2 separate regions of the Homo sapiens genome follow, and region 1 is linked to region 2. A link is an interaction called in ENCODE POLR2A ChIA-PET data of the cell type or tissue named here. Cell type or tissue: CD4-positive, alpha-beta T cell. All regions are shown on one strand.

Evidence for each region. ChIA-PET counts read pairs that join two places held together with the same protein. Peaks named below come from ENCODE experiments on the same cell type or tissue, not always from the same donor. Only the 100,000 strongest peaks of a DNase experiment are listed, where the experiment ranks them.
Region 1: POLR2A ChIA-PET joins it to region 2 with 10 read pairs; 3 of 35 experiments call an interaction of 5 or more read pairs at or near these places.

The regions. Positions count from the first base shown.
Region 1 is chrY:14,253,636-14,261,635 of GRCh38, forward strand. No RefSeq gene overlaps it. Among named protein-coding and RNA genes, the nearest start is that of VCY1B, 200 kb to the left of the region's middle. In CD4-positive, alpha-beta T cell, no CTCF peak of the experiment used is centred here; a DNase peak (open chromatin) is centred at 3,056.
Region 2 is chrY:14,336,223-14,344,222 of GRCh38, forward strand. No RefSeq gene overlaps it. Among named protein-coding and RNA genes, the nearest start is that of NLGN4Y, 180 kb to the right of the region's middle. RefSeq lists an enhancer at 4,268-5,467. In CD4-positive, alpha-beta T cell, no CTCF peak of the experiment used is centred here; a DNase peak (open chromatin) is centred at 4,739; H3K4me3 peaks cover 724 bases; H3K27ac peaks cover 2,112 bases.

The DNA.
Region 1 (8,000 bases), 83 kb before region 2:
GAAGGATAATGTAGTTACATTTGCCTTTCTCTGTCTTTTATTCTACCCAGGCCTATAGGTGATTGAATGGTGCCTACCCACACTGGATGATGGTGGATCCTTACTCAGTCCATTGATTGAAATGCCAATTTCATCCAAAAAATCTCTGACAAGAACACCCTAAAATCATGCTTGAAGAGCTCTCTGGGTATCTCTCAATCCACTCAAGTTGATATCTAAAACTAACCATCACAAACCCCTGGTCTATTTAAGTTACCCTGGGAGAGCTTTCTGTGACTCACAGCCAAAGGATATTGTAACAGCCAAAGGAAGTCCTGACACATGGTTTTTCATATATCTGTGTTTGGAGTCAATATCACATACTCTGTATCTACTACTGTATCTAGGAGGAAAGTCATGGTGGGCTTCTAGTCTTCACATTTACACATGAAGTTCAAAGATCCTAATAGAAAACTATCAATTGTACATTTAAATAAGGCACCCATAAAGATATTTTGTAACATATAAGCTCTAGGCCATTCACCCTTGGAGTTATGTAGCTTCAATGCTACAAAAATTTTTCAGTGATAAGAATGGCTTTGCAACCAGGTGCGGTGGCTCATGCCTATAATCCCAGCACTTTGGGAGGCCGAGGCAGGCAGATCATGAGGTCTAATCGAGACCATCCTGGCTAACACGGTGAAACCCCGTCTCCACTAAAAATACAAAAAAAATTATCTGGGCATGGTGGCGGGTGCCTGTAGTCCCAGCTACTTGGGAGGCTGTGGCAGGAGAATGGCATGAACCCAGGAGATGGAGCTTCCAGTGAGCTGAGACTGAGCCATTGCACTCCAGCCTGGGTGACAGAGTGAGATTCCATCTCAGTTAAAAAAAAATAGCTTTGCTTTGTAAAAATATTGATGGGTTTTCTGGTGAAGGCATTGGCACTTAATTTCTCCTATGTGTAAAACATGTTTCAGGGTTTGCAATTAGTAGCTTCCATCCCAGGCCATTCAGGGAAGAAAATGCAACTACTGAGGATACTCTAATCAGCAGTGACATGCATTTGAAATACCATATCTAAATAATTTGGTGTTGGACTAGTAATTGAGAGACAGATCCATACAGTGAGAAGAATGTCAGCAAAATGGCCCAGATAGACATGGAAATTCAGTTGATGTTAGTATTATATTTTAGAAACATGAATAATTTGAAAACAAAAACAGGTTTTTGGGCAACTAAAGAGCCATTTGGAAAAACAACCCAGCTGGTATTCATTTCTTAAAATTTGCACCAAAATAAAATTGAATGTAATGTAAACATGTATTTAAAAAATGAAAATATGAGAAATTGTTTGATAACTTTTTTTGTGGAGGGGAGAGAGGCTTGGAAAAAGCTATTTAATCACTATATTAAGCCCAAAAGTCAAAAAGAAAATGTTTTGTAAGTTGTTTTCTTCCAAAGAGTGAAGTCTCAGTCTCTCTGTCTCTCTCTCTCTGTCTCTCTCTCTCTCTCTGTCACCATCACATTAGCAATCCAAAAGGTAAATAAACATTTGTCGGGAAAAATAGTACTTACAACAATGTGTGTAATTAAGGTGTTTTTTGCTCTAAAATAAGGTCTTTTACAAATAAACAAGAAAAATATTGCAACTCAAGTCAAATATGGACAAAAGTATGAACAGGAAGTTTAAGGAAACTAAAGTATCTGTGGTGAATGACAAAGATTCTCTGTCTGTCCAAACTGTAGTCAGGCTTCCGAACCTTCTCCAAGGCCCACATGTGTACTTCCCTGTAAAATCCAGTTTTAGCACAGAACCCTGCTAAGTCAGCTTGGCAGGAACTCCTAACCCTTAGTATCTGGTCAACCTCAATATCTCAGTTAGTTCCTCATCCTCCACCCACTCCAGGTGATATCTGGTCACCCTCGCCTTTCTTCAGCTAGAATCCTGTTAGATGGGTTTAACCAGAATCTCCATTATCCCTGATATTTTGAAACTCTTAGCCATTTTCCAACCAATGTCCAAATTTCTGCTGACCCTCCCCCTGCTCTTTGACCATAAATTCCCACTTGCCCATGCTGTATTCAGAGTTGATCCCAATCTTTCTCCCCGACTGCAAGACTCCATACTGTCTTTCTACACCTTCTTCTCTCTTCTCCCTCCTTCATTTCTCCCTGTTCTCCACCCTGTCTCTTCCTCCTCCTTTCCCCCAGGCAAGGCAAATTTCCAGAAAGAATTGGAAACCACTGGTTTCCATGGCTACGGCCACTACACCTAACTCAAAAATCCTGAATAAACTCTTCCTTACTTTGCTTTCACAAGTATCATTGAATATTTTCTCTTTAACGTGAATATACATAGAAGATATTCAATTATTTGCAAGATTAAAGAAAATTTTAAAAAACACGATGCTTTTTACACCTATTAGATTAGCCAGGATCAAAAACAGGGTAATCTCAGTGTTGACGAAAAACGCAGGTGAAGACTAGGCAGGGCCACAATGCCCTTGTTCACTGAACCCTGCCTGGAAACCACCTCCCTGGTCATTCTCCAGGCTGTGCTGTAGCTTGGGCAAGAACTGACCTTGACAGAGACCCCGAGATTAAAAAGCCAGTCATGCGTCTCTGCCCTTGTTCATTCCCAATGAAATGATTTATGGTATAACACAATGCATGCTTATATGTTTATTATTAGAAGTGAGCAACACAAACTGTGATTTGCTTTTCAGGTTTTTAAAAATAAAAACTGCCAGCAAGGTGTTAAAATTAGTACAAGACACAGCAGCTGTTCAACTCATTTTTTCAAATTATTTCCGTATATGGCTTACAAAGTACTGCCACTCTGAGGTAAATGCAGTCCTGTAGATTGTAAGCATTTAAGCTGTGTGACAGATGGCCGCTCCTCATTTCTTGATGTGTTTTGCAATGGAAATTTAATGTGGAAAACACTAATAATAATGTTTTAATTTAGTGCCTTTTCCCTGGGAGCTTCAAACACTTGACAAACATTACATAATTAATGGTTAAATGTTACACAAACATCCACAGGAAGTGGGAAAGAAGAAAGGAATTGAAGCGTCATTCTGTGGTTGCAAACAAGTAGTGTGTTCACATGCAGGTGCTCATCCTATACAAAGAGAACTTAACTTACAAAGCAGCAGTTTCCAATTTTTCCTGGATATTCGCATCGCATGGGAGAAAGGAGGAGGAAGAGACAGGGTGGAGGAAGAAGAGACAGCCTGCAGGACAGGGACAAAGGATGGAGGGAGAAGAGAGAATAAGAAGAAAGGCAAGAGGAAACAGCGTTCTAATCTGCAACAAACACCCTTCCCCCCCAATTTATTTCCCATGAGTTTGGGGACATGATTCTCTTTTTAATCATAGCTAGTATGTCTAATAGATGACACACATCTCCATCTTTATGTTCAGATGCTCCACCCTAATTGTGATGGTTAATACTGGGTGTCAATTTGATTGGATTGAAGGATACATCTATCCTGGGTGTGTCTGTGAGGGTGTTGCCAAAAGAGATTAACATTTGAGTCAGTGGGCTGAGGAAGGAACATCCACCCTTAATCTGGTGGGCACAGTCTAATCAGCTGCCAGTGGATATAAACCAGGCAGAAAAATGTAAAAAGGAGAGACCTGCCTAGGTTTCCAGCCTATTTCTTTCTCCCATGTTGGATGCTTCCTGCCCTCAAACATGAGGATCCAAGTTCTTTGGGACTCAAACTAGCTTTCTTGCTCCTGAGCTTGCAGACAGCCTATTGTGGAACATTGTGATTATGGTAAGTTAATACTTTATAAATTCCACTTCATATATAGATCCCATTATTTATGTTCCGCTAGAGAATCCTGACTAATACACTAATTTATAAAGTCCATGACAACTCAAACACACTTGCCGAATCCTCCATTAAAGACCACATTAACATTCAAATTCCTTCTTAAGAGATAGTGGCTGGGTTCAGTGGCTCATGGCTATAAGTCCAGCACTTTGGGAGGCTGAGGCAAGCAGATCATCTGAGGTAAGGAGTTTGGGGGTAGCCTTGCAAACATGGTGAAACCCTGTCTCTACTAAAAATACAAAAATTAGCCTGGCATGGTGGTGTGCACTTGTAATCCTAGCTACTCGGGAGGCTGAGGTAGGAGAATCAGTTGAACTCGGGAGGCAGAGGTTGCAGTGAGCCAAGATTGCCCCACTGCACTCCAGCCTCAGTGGCAAAGCAAGACTCCATCCGAAAAAAAAAAAAAAAGAGTAGTTTTGGGTGGGTGCAAGATTTCCAAACCTCAAACTCAAGTGTTACGACAACCTTCAGTCTTGCTTGTCTCACCAATGTGGTGAGTTTTAGTGCTGCATGAAGCTAAAGTAATGCCTATGAATGGAGGATGTGGACCATATTCCTTCTTTGGCCAAAGGCAGAATAAACCCAGGATTGCACAGAATCATAAAATCCTGAGATGCAGGAAAAAATATGGTTCCCTTCAGTGGATTCCTTTCATTCAAAACCCCAAAGCAAGCCTTCAGAAGGATTTTATAAATATCATTTTGTGTGAAGATTAATAGATAAATAAGAAGAACTTCATTTACAGAAAAAGTGCTTTTTGTTTGTAAACTGTAAGTGGCTCTCATGACTGTTTGAGAATGAAATGCAGCTATAGGAATGCCAAATTTTCCTAATAAATCAATATATAATTGTTGCTGCTGTGACTGCACAAAATTAATGAATAGAATAGCTTTGAGCAGCTTTATTTGTAGGTCCTTCTGTTTGACACACAATCAATCTACTTATTCAATGATCAGGCCTGGGAAACTGCCTGAAAACCAAAACATCCAAAGCTGAGCAGTTTCTAAACAATAATACTAAAGAGAGATGAATTCCTACCTCACAGCCAAATGTAACTCTGAAATGAAGCTGCTTGATGAGAGATATCTCATCCTTGTAACAGAGTTTTTAAAAATCTGTTCATTTCATCTTGAGTACATTTTTCTGCAAAGGCTGGTTTGAATAGTTATATGATCCAGCATATCACTGTGCTACATGCAGTGACGGGCAATGTTAAAAATGGATAAAATGTCTGTGTTCAAATTCCAACTATGAATCTTCCAGTGGGATATCGCTGGACAATACTTTGGTAGTGCAGTTATTCTACAAAAAAAAAAAAAAAAAGCATTTTCCTTAAAGAAGAGTTGAAATGGTGCTCTGGTTTGATGACATGGGAGTCTGTAGAATTCTTTTTTTGTTTGTTTTGTTATAAGACAGAATCTCACTGTGTTGCCCAGGCTGGAGTATGGTGGCATGATCTTGGCCCACTGCAACTTCCACCTCCCAGGTTCAGGTGATTCTCCTGCCTCAGCCTCCTGAATAGCTGGGATTACAGGTGTTCACCACCATGCCCAGATAATTTTTGTATTTTTAGTAGAGAAGTGGTTTCTCCATGTTGAACAGGCTTGTCTCGAACTCCTGACCTCAAATGATTCACCTGCCTCAGCCTCCCGAAATGCTGGGATTACAGGTGCAAGCCACCATGCCCTGTCTGGGAGTCTTCAGAATTCTAATGAGTGATATGAAATGATACTAAAAAATATATGTAATCCAAATCATCACCATGCCTAAGGCTAATTTTTTTTTTTTTTTGGTTTTGTTTTAGCAGCACATGAAGTTCTTCATGGCTTCAGTAGAAACCAGATATCTTCAATCTTGTCACTTTTGGCATTTGGGGCTGAATAGTTTTGTTGGGGGAACAACCTTCTGCATTGTAGGATATTTGAAAGAGTCCCTGGTCCCTACCCAATGCTGGTAGCACTTTTTCTCTCCAGTTATGAAAACAAATAATGTCTCCACACATTGCTGATTGTCCCGCATAAAGTGTATGTGTACCCATATACAAAATCCCCTTATCTGAGAAGGTCTAATATAAATAACACAATTTGTATGATTATTTAAATAGAAATTTATTTGCTGTACTTCTAAATATCGACGTTCTTGAAATTCAATACAATCTTATGAGTTCTTCTTCTACATATGATTCCATTCTCATTGTCTTCTCTTAAGTTGTTATGAAAAACACTCCAGCATTTTTTAAATGCTTTGAGAAACATTGTGCATGCCTTTCTCCCTCAATGTCCCTATTCTTGTATCTGGATTCTTCATGTCTCTGTTAAGACCAGAATGCTGTTTATCCTCTCAGAGTGACTTACATTAAATTTGAGCAATGAAAATGTTATTTTTAGAAAAGGACTTTGGTGGAATTTTGAAAAAATATATACAGTAGTAGTTAAAGTGCATTTGGCTTCATTGGTGTGTTAGAAATGAAATGTTGAGGATATATGTTAGGTACAGACATTTTAGTACTACAATTCTTCAAGATTTTTGCTTGGCTTTAGTTAAAATGTAATTAGAGTTCAAACGAGGAAGGCATTGCAATGTATTTACTGAACTTTCTTTCTATTATTTTCTTTTTTTCTTTTTGAGACAGGGTCTAACTATATTGGCCAGGCTGAGTGCAGTAACATGATCATGGCTTACTGCAGCCTTGACTTTCCAGGCTCAAGCAATGCTACTGTTTTAAACTCCTGAGTAGCTGGGATCACATGTGCATATTACCATGCCTGGCTGACCTTAAAAATTTTTGCAGAGATGAAGTATCACTATGTTTCTCAGGCTGGTCTTAAACTCCTGTCCTCAAGCAGTCCTCCCCTTTTGGCTTCCCCAAATGCTAGGATTACAGGCATGAGCCACTGTGCCTAGCTATTTATTGAACTTTGCCCCATAGTTGAGCACTCTGTGGTTGCCAAAAGCAAGTTTCACCTATCTCCTGGCATCTTTAAGATGATCATTGATAAGATGGACTTATAACATACTCAGAGTACATTTGAGGATAAGGAACCACCACCTGGGCAGACCAAATCAATCAACATGAGAGCTCTTGGAACTGGAGAGGGCTGGGATCATATTCTGGACCTGCCATTGATTGTCTATGTGACCGTGAATCAAAATGGCTTCCCTCTCTACGTGTCACTTTCTGCAACTGAAAAGTGGGATTATGAGATGCGTTCTCCATGATTTTATTAGGAATAATAAAAGGCCTCTGCAAAGTAGCTATGTTTGGCACACAGCAGTGGCTGGGTACATGCTGCTTCTCCTACACACCAAGATGCAGGATAACCGACTTGGTCAGGGAGAGAGGGCATAGAGAACAGAAGTTTCACCCTGTACTTGGCTGAAACCTCAGGTATGAACAGCTCAGACAGGAGTGGGGCTCAGAGGCAATTCATCCTGTATTCTGAAGGGCAGCTAAATTTCAGTTGAAAAGGTGGAGTCTGGAAGCCATGCAAAAGACCTGCAGTCTCCTGGTGAGAAAGATGATAAACATGTAGAAATGTAGATTAATCACTCTGAAAGACAAGGACCCTCATTGTTCCCAAGGCAAGAACAATTTCTTTCTTTCTTTTTTTAACCAGCTGTATTGATGTATAATTTATATAGCATAGTACTCACATGTTTAATGACTTTTAACAATTTATAGAGTTGTGCACCCACCACCAAAATTCAACTGGAGAAAATTCCCATTGTCCTAAAAAATCACTTGTGCCTATGCATAGTCAATTCCTTCCTCCACCTCCAGCTCCTGGCAACCACTAATCTACTTTCTGTGTCTACAAATTTGCCTATCCTGGACTTTTAATGTAAAAGGATTTATGAACTCCAGCCTGGGTGACACATTGAGACTCTGCCTTAAAAATAAAAAGAAAAAAGAAAAAAGGATTTATGCAATTTGCAGTTGTGTTTTTGTCTGGTCTGGCTTTTTCACGCAGTGCAATACGTTTGAGGGACACCCATGGTATAGGGTAGGTTCATCTGCATTTCAGTATTTTATTTCTTTTTAACGATGTACTCACATTGCACCAATTACCCTAAAATTTTAGATTTGGTATCTATATGAGTGAAATTTTAATAAGACTAATGTCAGGTTACTTAGACTTGGTCAAAGGAAATAAATTTCAATGAGACAGAAGG
Region 2 (8,000 bases):
ATGTGGTAGTTTTATAAAGGGAAGTTCCCCTGCACACTCCCTTTTTCCTGCCTCCATGTAAGATGTGCCTTTCTCCTCCTTTGTCCTCTGCCATAATTGTGAGGCCTTCCCAGCCACGTGGGACTGTGGGTCCGTTAAGCTTTTATAAATTACTCAGTCTTAGGTATGTCTTTATTAGCAGTGTGAGAACAGGCTAAGATAGTTTGCATGGGGAGAACTCTACATTTTGTTTGAGAAGTCTTCTCTGTTGTTTGCTGTGGTTTGAAAGCAGAAGGAAAACATGGTTTGAGAGTTTTTGCTTAACAGGGTCCCCTCACTCCTTGATGAGAAGTTACCCACTAAATATTTTTCTATATCAGTCACATGGAAGAAAGTGTGCTATGAGTGCATCCCTTGAAATCCTCCGGAAAATCATCCTGGGATTGCATCCTAACTCTGCTGTCACAATGAATGGGATTTTTATGAAGGAAATGGCAGCCCTGAGTTCATGGCAAAACAACCCATCACCCCAGAAGGACAGAGGAGGTTTACTTCATAATAACTATTCTTAGGTGTGTCAGCTCAGAAAGAGAGGTAGGGAATCATAGGGAGATTACACAGATTGCTTCCTGGCCGTGGCCCTATAATTAGCTTGCAGAAGATTCTCTTCCAGTCTTTGGGGTATAACAGAGAGATCCACATTCTTGCACTGCATGCTCACTGCTGAACTTCATCTTCTATCAAGGCTGTTTGAGAATGACGTTTTTGTTTGTGCTGCTGTCAAAGAGCTCAAATTCTGATGCCCTTCTTTTGCTAGGAATAGGTATTGCTTCAACTGAAAGTTGCCATTATCTCCGGAAGAGAATAGAATGGGAATTATAATGAAAAGAGAGGGATAGAAATATCAGCTTTCAAACTTTGCCTTTGTCATAACTATATTATTTATCTTTTAGATGACTGTGAAAATCTGAAATTATGGAGGGAGACAAATTACTATTTATCCTCCAGGGAAATTCAAAAAATTTCAGAAATGAATACTTAATGAGAAACTGTCTATACACTTGTCTCCTTAAATTCTGATGACTAAAATTGTTTATTTTAAATTTTGTTCTATTCATATCTAGACTTGGCTATTTTTTCTCTATGCAGATAGCTGCTGAAAAAAGAAAGATGGTTATTAGATAGTTATTTGTTTAATTTTAGATGTTTTCTTATGTACTGCTATGCTCTATTTTATAAATGACTTGGGGATACAAGCACACATATACACACGTATCTCCATATTTATTTTAAAAACTGTCTAGCTTTAAATCAAAATATAAAGTATATAAGGGAAAACAAGTTATCAACTCATTTAAAATTACAGGAAGGCTATAATTCAATTCATTCTTTGAAGCATTTTGAAAGGATAAGATGTGTCAATACATTGCAATTAAGTTGTTTCACTGTATAATTCATTTGCACTATGAAATCTCTGATGTTTCCTGAATTGATGCATCTTGTATCCATTTAAAATATACATGAATTATTTTCATTTATATTTGAGTTGCCACTGACTAAATTTGGATTTTTATTTCCCTAAGTGGAAATTGAGCTTTCCATTAAAACAATCAATGCCATTTTTTGTGTGTGCCAAGGTTTTCATCCAGTGATGAGTATACCTAATCTGTAGCTGTGGAAGATTAAGGTGGTCACAGATTCTTTTTAGTTTCTTTCTCTAAGAAGGAAAGCCTATTTTCTTGCCCTATAAACTGGGGCTTCCCTCCACATTTGATTATGTTAAAGTGCCGAGTCTGGACTTCAAGAAGCTCTGGAGCTTCCACTTCCTCTGCTTAAACACTGATATCTGAACATGGCTAAGCTGGCCTCCTGGAGAAATTGAGACCATATGGAGCGGAGGTGCAGCCATCTTAGCTGTTCCATCTCTCCTAGGTTAGTCCCCATCCACATTACTGAGCCAAGAGATACCACAAGCAATAGAGATGAGCAATCCTAGCTGAGCTCTGCCCAAATTAGCAAACTGAAGTATCATGTGTTAAATAATCAACTCTTGTGTAAGCCACTGTATTAGTTCATTCTCACATTGCTAATAAAAACATACCCAAGGCTTGGTAATTAATAAAGGAAAGAGGTTTGGTTGACTTGTAGTTCGGCATGGCTGAGGAGGCCTCAGGAAACTTACAATCATGGTGGAAGGGGAAGCAAACACATCCTACTTTACATGGCAGCAACAAGGAGAATAGGAGCCAAGCCAAGGGGGAAGTCCCTTATAAAGCCATCAGATTTCTTGAGAACTTACTCACTATTATGAAAATAGCATGGGGAAACTGCCCCAGTGATTCCATTATCTCCCACATGGGCCCTCCCATGACAGGTGGGGATTATGGGAATTAAATTCAAAATGAGATTTGGGTGGGAACGCAGTCAAACCATATCAGCCACTATATTTTTATGTATAGTGTATAGGTTCCTAGCCAAAAGATTCTTAGACTCAGGGGTAGCAACAGATAACTTAGTTGACATCCCCCTACTAAACATTAACTGAAGACTTAATTACAAAATATATCAGTGCAAAGGCTGATAAAAGATAATATATGAAAAACAAACTTGGGTAATGAAGAAAATGCAATTATGTGTCAATATTTACCTTGTCCTTTTTAGAGAAAAAAAGCACAAAATTATGTTTTTTTATATATGATAAAAGCAAACAAGTGGACAAACAGATTGTCTCCTAGAGCCAGTTTTTTAGGGGGATTTGTCTCATAAAAAGTGTATATAGCAGCTATATTAAAGAACATGCAGAAGTTATTTTTTTATATCTGATTTTGGCTGGGCATGATAGATAGCTCATGTTTATAATCTCAGCACTTTGGGAGTCTGAAGTGATGTAGTAAGCTGTGATACAACCACTGGAATCCAGCCTGGGCAACAGAGAAAGATGCTTAAAAATAGTTAGAGAAAGCTGGAGTTATAGAAAGCCAGTCTAGTGTCAAATGGGTGATTATTTCTGGGGAAATATTTTGATAAGGGAACCAAGCTTAGAAGACCTAAACATATTGTATGATTGCTATACCACTTGCACTTTTTTTTCAACATATCCTTTATTCCCATAGTGCTTTTGTTGGAGTTTGCAAATTTAATATTGCACAGTTTGTCCATGAATACCTTTAATAGAGTTAGTCTAATGATGATGGTGTTGGTGTTCTACAATTGAAAGAATCCTGATTTACACATGTGTTAAGATAGAAAGTCATTCTTGACTTTATATATACACTTAAAAACTTTTTATCAAGATTTATTTCATGAAATGTTAAATATTCAGTGGTGTAAGCAATTATCCGGTTAGACTTTTTATTTCTGTGACTTAGCACAAGAAAATACTATTTTTGCTCAGACAATATTGTGTGTGGGTTACGCGTTGATCATTTTAAATATGAAAGAATAACTGCATAGTGTTTGGACAGTTCCAGTTTTGCACATCATGGCCTCCCTAGGGAATTGCCAGGATGAATTAGATGTGAACTGCACCTCGAGTAGCATGCACTTATGTTGAATTAAACAGCAAAAAGCATCTACTCCAAACAAAGCTTGTAGTGTGTGAATAGCTGTCACAGACCTGCTTTTGCTAATGATGATTTGATATGAAATCCAGATGTTCCTGGAGGAAGGGAGATAGCATTAGTGCCCTGATTTCTCAGCCTGTCATGAAACCAGGCCTTCACAATGTGACCACATTACAGCTTTTCTCACCAGAAAGTAGGGGATAGTTGATCCCTAAATTTTGAGTTCATCTCATTACTTGGTTTAGCAATGTTACAATGGGTGTCAACAGTGGCAGAGATTTTGAAAGTTCTTGTGCTTTTTCTTGTGCTCCTGCAGTTGGCCCCCATCTTTAGCTCATGCCTGAGCTAGCTTGCTGGAAGATAAGAGACCTATGGTGCAGTTATCTCAGATGATAACCATAGGAGTGAAGTCAACAGGGAACCAAAATACCATTTGGCTGAACACAACCTAAATGTGCAACCCATAATCCATCTCATAAGTTAGACAACTGCATTTTATTTCAAGCCATCATGGTAAGGTAAAGGGTGTTTGCTGTGCTGCATTATTGTAGCACTAGATAATCAATCTTTTCTTAAGCATACCCTGGTTTTATTGACAGTAGTTGTTCCTCAGTATCCAGAGGTGATTGATTTCTGGACCCCCCCACATGTTTCAAAACTTGAGAGTGCTCAAGCCTTTATATATAACATCGAAATGAGACAAGAAGTCTTCTCTTGATGGAAGGTCTTTCCTGGATAGAAGGGTTCACGGTCTCACGGGCTTCAAGGAACAAAGCTGTGGATCACAGCTGCGAGTGTTATAGCTTGATTACAGAAAGGCAGGGACCTGAAGAGTGTGCAGTGGCAAGATTTATTAAAGCGAAAGTGAAAGTAAAACAAAAGCAAAAGTAAAGCTTCCAGGCAGTGGAAGGGGGCCCAGAAGGGTTGCTGTTTCTGGCTTGGATGCCTTATGCTTGTATCCCCTTAAGAATCTTCCCGTTTTCCTTTTTCCGTCCTGTAGGATTAGCTTATTTTCTATCACTTGTAGGTTGGCAGGCCTGATTGGTTAAAAGCACTAGGCTACAGCTGCAGCTTAAACTCCCTATATGATTGATTGAAGTTTCAATCTGTTAGTTTGCAGCTATGACTCATTGTGGCTTAGAGGAAAGTCCCCTTTAATTGGTTAGAGTTTCAATCCCTTAGCTTGCAGCTATGACTCATTTTGGCTTAGGGGAAAGCCCTTGGGGAAGTCCCTATTGACCCAGGAAGTCCAGACAACTTAGCCACTTAGTCTCTCAGTTCTCCATCTCAACAAGAAAGCCCAAGTGCTGTTGGGAAGTTGGGCAACAACTGTTCTAGCTACTTACTGCTGAACTGGGGCATAGAAGTGGCTCTGCAGTTGAGTTTTCCTCAGGAGGGGAGTCTTCAGTGTCATGGTGAAGTAACAGGTTGGCGGTTCAGTCTAGGGGTCCTCGATAGCAGGTGCTAGTGGTGGTCATTTGGGGCTCCATCTGTAGAACCATTCGCAGTTTCATGGATTCTATTCTGAAAGGATAAATTTTACAAGGAGGTTAAAAATGCAGGCTCCACAGATAGGCAACATCACAATAGCCACCAAGGGTCCCAAGAAGGGCAGAAACCAGGGCATCTATTGGTTGACAATACTCCAAGACCTGTGTCTTGAAGCTCTTGTGCCTGGCAGTGTATCTGGTCTCAAAGCTCCCTAAACTTCTTGGTGACAAGTCTAGATTGATTAATGACATAGCAGCACTCTTCTCCTAGAAAAACACAGGTTCCACCTCTTTTGGCTATTAATAAATCTAAGGCCCTCCAATTTTGAAGGGCTACTGTTGCTAAAGGGTTAGGCTGGCTTTATAAGGTGACCAGTGAGTCTGCAACTCATTCCATGTCATCATTTAACTCCTGTGATAATTTGTACTAGAATTGAGTGGTGGTGGTAATGCCACCAATGCCAGTTCCTAGTCCTCCTTTTATCCCAGCCTCAATAATAAATGGCAAGACTACTGCCCATTTGTAACGGGGTTTGGGTAAAAGAAAATCCTGTAATTCCTGATCCATATAGACAGTCATAGGGGGGCACCAAAAAGGAGAGAAAGCATAGACTTTTGGAGGAACTATTTAAGCAGTGGTAAGCTGAGAAGCCACAAACAAAAAAGATCCCTGATGGTAAGCAAGAGAGTCGTGGAGGTAGGGTAATCCATGTTTTGCACTGGAAGATGGCTGCATTAATGGTTGTGCTAAATTTTACACAGGTGAGATTTGATGTATGTGTTATTTCTAGACTTGAGACTAAAGGGCCCACCAGGGCTGTGGTGTTTGTTCTCAGTTCATGGCTTTCCAATGTTTGGGAGCAGGAACTGGGACAAATAGTTTAAAGCATAAGGGGAGGAACATCCAGCAGTCAGTTGGATTTTGGCTGGAGGCCTTGTGAATTTCAGCAATGGTGACATTAAATAAATTTAGCAAGTGGTAGTGACTGACTAATCCTTGTGCTTTTAGGTCTTTGACGATCTTTTGTAACCCGTATTGGGCTTCTGGTCTGAGGGAGTACAGCCTTCGATAAGGAAAGGAGGTAGGATCCTTTAATTTAACTTGAACTGGATAAGTGTTTTTTGCTCATCTGTATTGTCCTTTCTCTGCTCACACTTCAGGATTAACTCCCTCCTCGAGTAGAGGGCAGCAAACAGGTATTCCTTCTCCTATATTCAATATATAATGCTCCCTGCTTTAGCAGTATATAACTATATAGTGGTCTCTCCCTAGTAAAGGAGTAGGGCTCTCAGGAATAATAAGAAATGCATGAGAGAAAAATAAGGTTCCCCAGTCACAACTTAGGGAGTGGGAGAAATGCCTAGTGACTGGCTGTCCTAGGAACATTTTGATGGTGACATACCTGGACAGTAGTTGTCCAGGACAGAAGAGTAAAACTGAGAAGGCCACACCAGTGTCCAGGGGGAAGTTATTTTCCTGGACATCAATGGTTAAGCTTACCTGGGGCTCTGTGCAGGTGATGGCATGGGCTGGCAGGCACCCTTAGTCCTGTGTTAGACCATCTGGTTAGTGGCCTCTGGCCCAGAGGACCTTTGCCCTCAGGGGCAGTGTGCCTTCCAGTGATCCCCCTGGCACAAGGGACATAGATGAGGGGTGGCTTATTTTGGTTTGGGCAGTCCTTATTGAAGTGCCCCTGTAAGCCACACTGACAACCAGCCCTGTTAGGTGGGTTGCCTGCCCAGCCTTTCTTTCTTTTAGAGCCACCAAAGTTTGTCTGCCTGAGAGCCATGATTAAGATGGCGGCCTTTTTCTTGTCTAGTCTGTCTCATTCAGCCTGGTTCAGCCTGCTCCTCTTGGTTCCTATTATAAAACACCGAAGTGGCCAAATTCAATAGAGTTTCTAAATTTTGCTTGGGGCCCAGGGCAGGTTTTGAAGTTTTATTCTAATGTCTGCAGCTGACTGAATGACTGAACTTATCCTTTAAAATTAGTTGGCCTTCAATAGAGTCAGGTGACAAGGAGGTATAGTTTCTTAATGTCTCCCTTAGCCTCTCTAAAAATGCCATAGGGTTTTCTTCCTTTCCCTGCATTATGGTGGACATCAATTAGTAATTCATTGGCTTTTTTCTGGTCTTTCTTAATCCCTCTAGTATACAAGACCGTAAATGCCTGTGACTCCAGCCTCCATGCTCCGAATTGAGGTCCCAATGGGGATCCACACTGGGAACCGCCTGTTGGCCCCTGTGGAGAACTGTTTCCTTTCTTCTGATGTCATTTTATCATTTACCTGGCTTAGCTACCAGAGATCCCCAAACTCCAGGGCCACTTTAGTTGGGAGTTAATGTTTGACCTATCAACAATATAATATCTCTCCATGCTAAATCAAAAGATTGTCCTAATCCCTTTAAGAGGTCTATATATCCATCAGGATTATCTGATAATTTTCCTATGTCCAGTTTGATCTGTTTTAAGTCTGAGAGGGAAAAGGGTACATGTATTCATGCCAGGCCAAAGTCTCCTCCTCCTCCCATGGCTTGGAGGGGCACAATCGAGGGCCATTGGCACCTTACGGTTCCTTGACTATCTCTTTGTCTGGTTGCTTTTGGGCCAAAGGGAGAGACCTTACTAGCGGGAGAGAGAGATTTGGGGAGACCTGAGTATGGAGGTGGAGAAGTTCTACAATTCTAATCACTGATCCCAGACAGGAAAGCTGGTAATTAAAGTAGACTCTACAATCTGAGGTAAGTTTAGGGCAAAAAAAGGAAAAATGTCATAGACCTTCTATCAGCCACTGGCATGCCCTTTGAGGTCCCAGACAGTGCCTAGGGTATAGGTTATGAGGGACAGGTCCTGTATAAGTATAGTGATATCCATTTGCATAAGAATAAGGCTGGGGGCACCATGAGCAAGGGTCTTTGGATTGCCACCCCACTCAACTTAGGTTCCTAGCCAAAAGATTCTTAGACT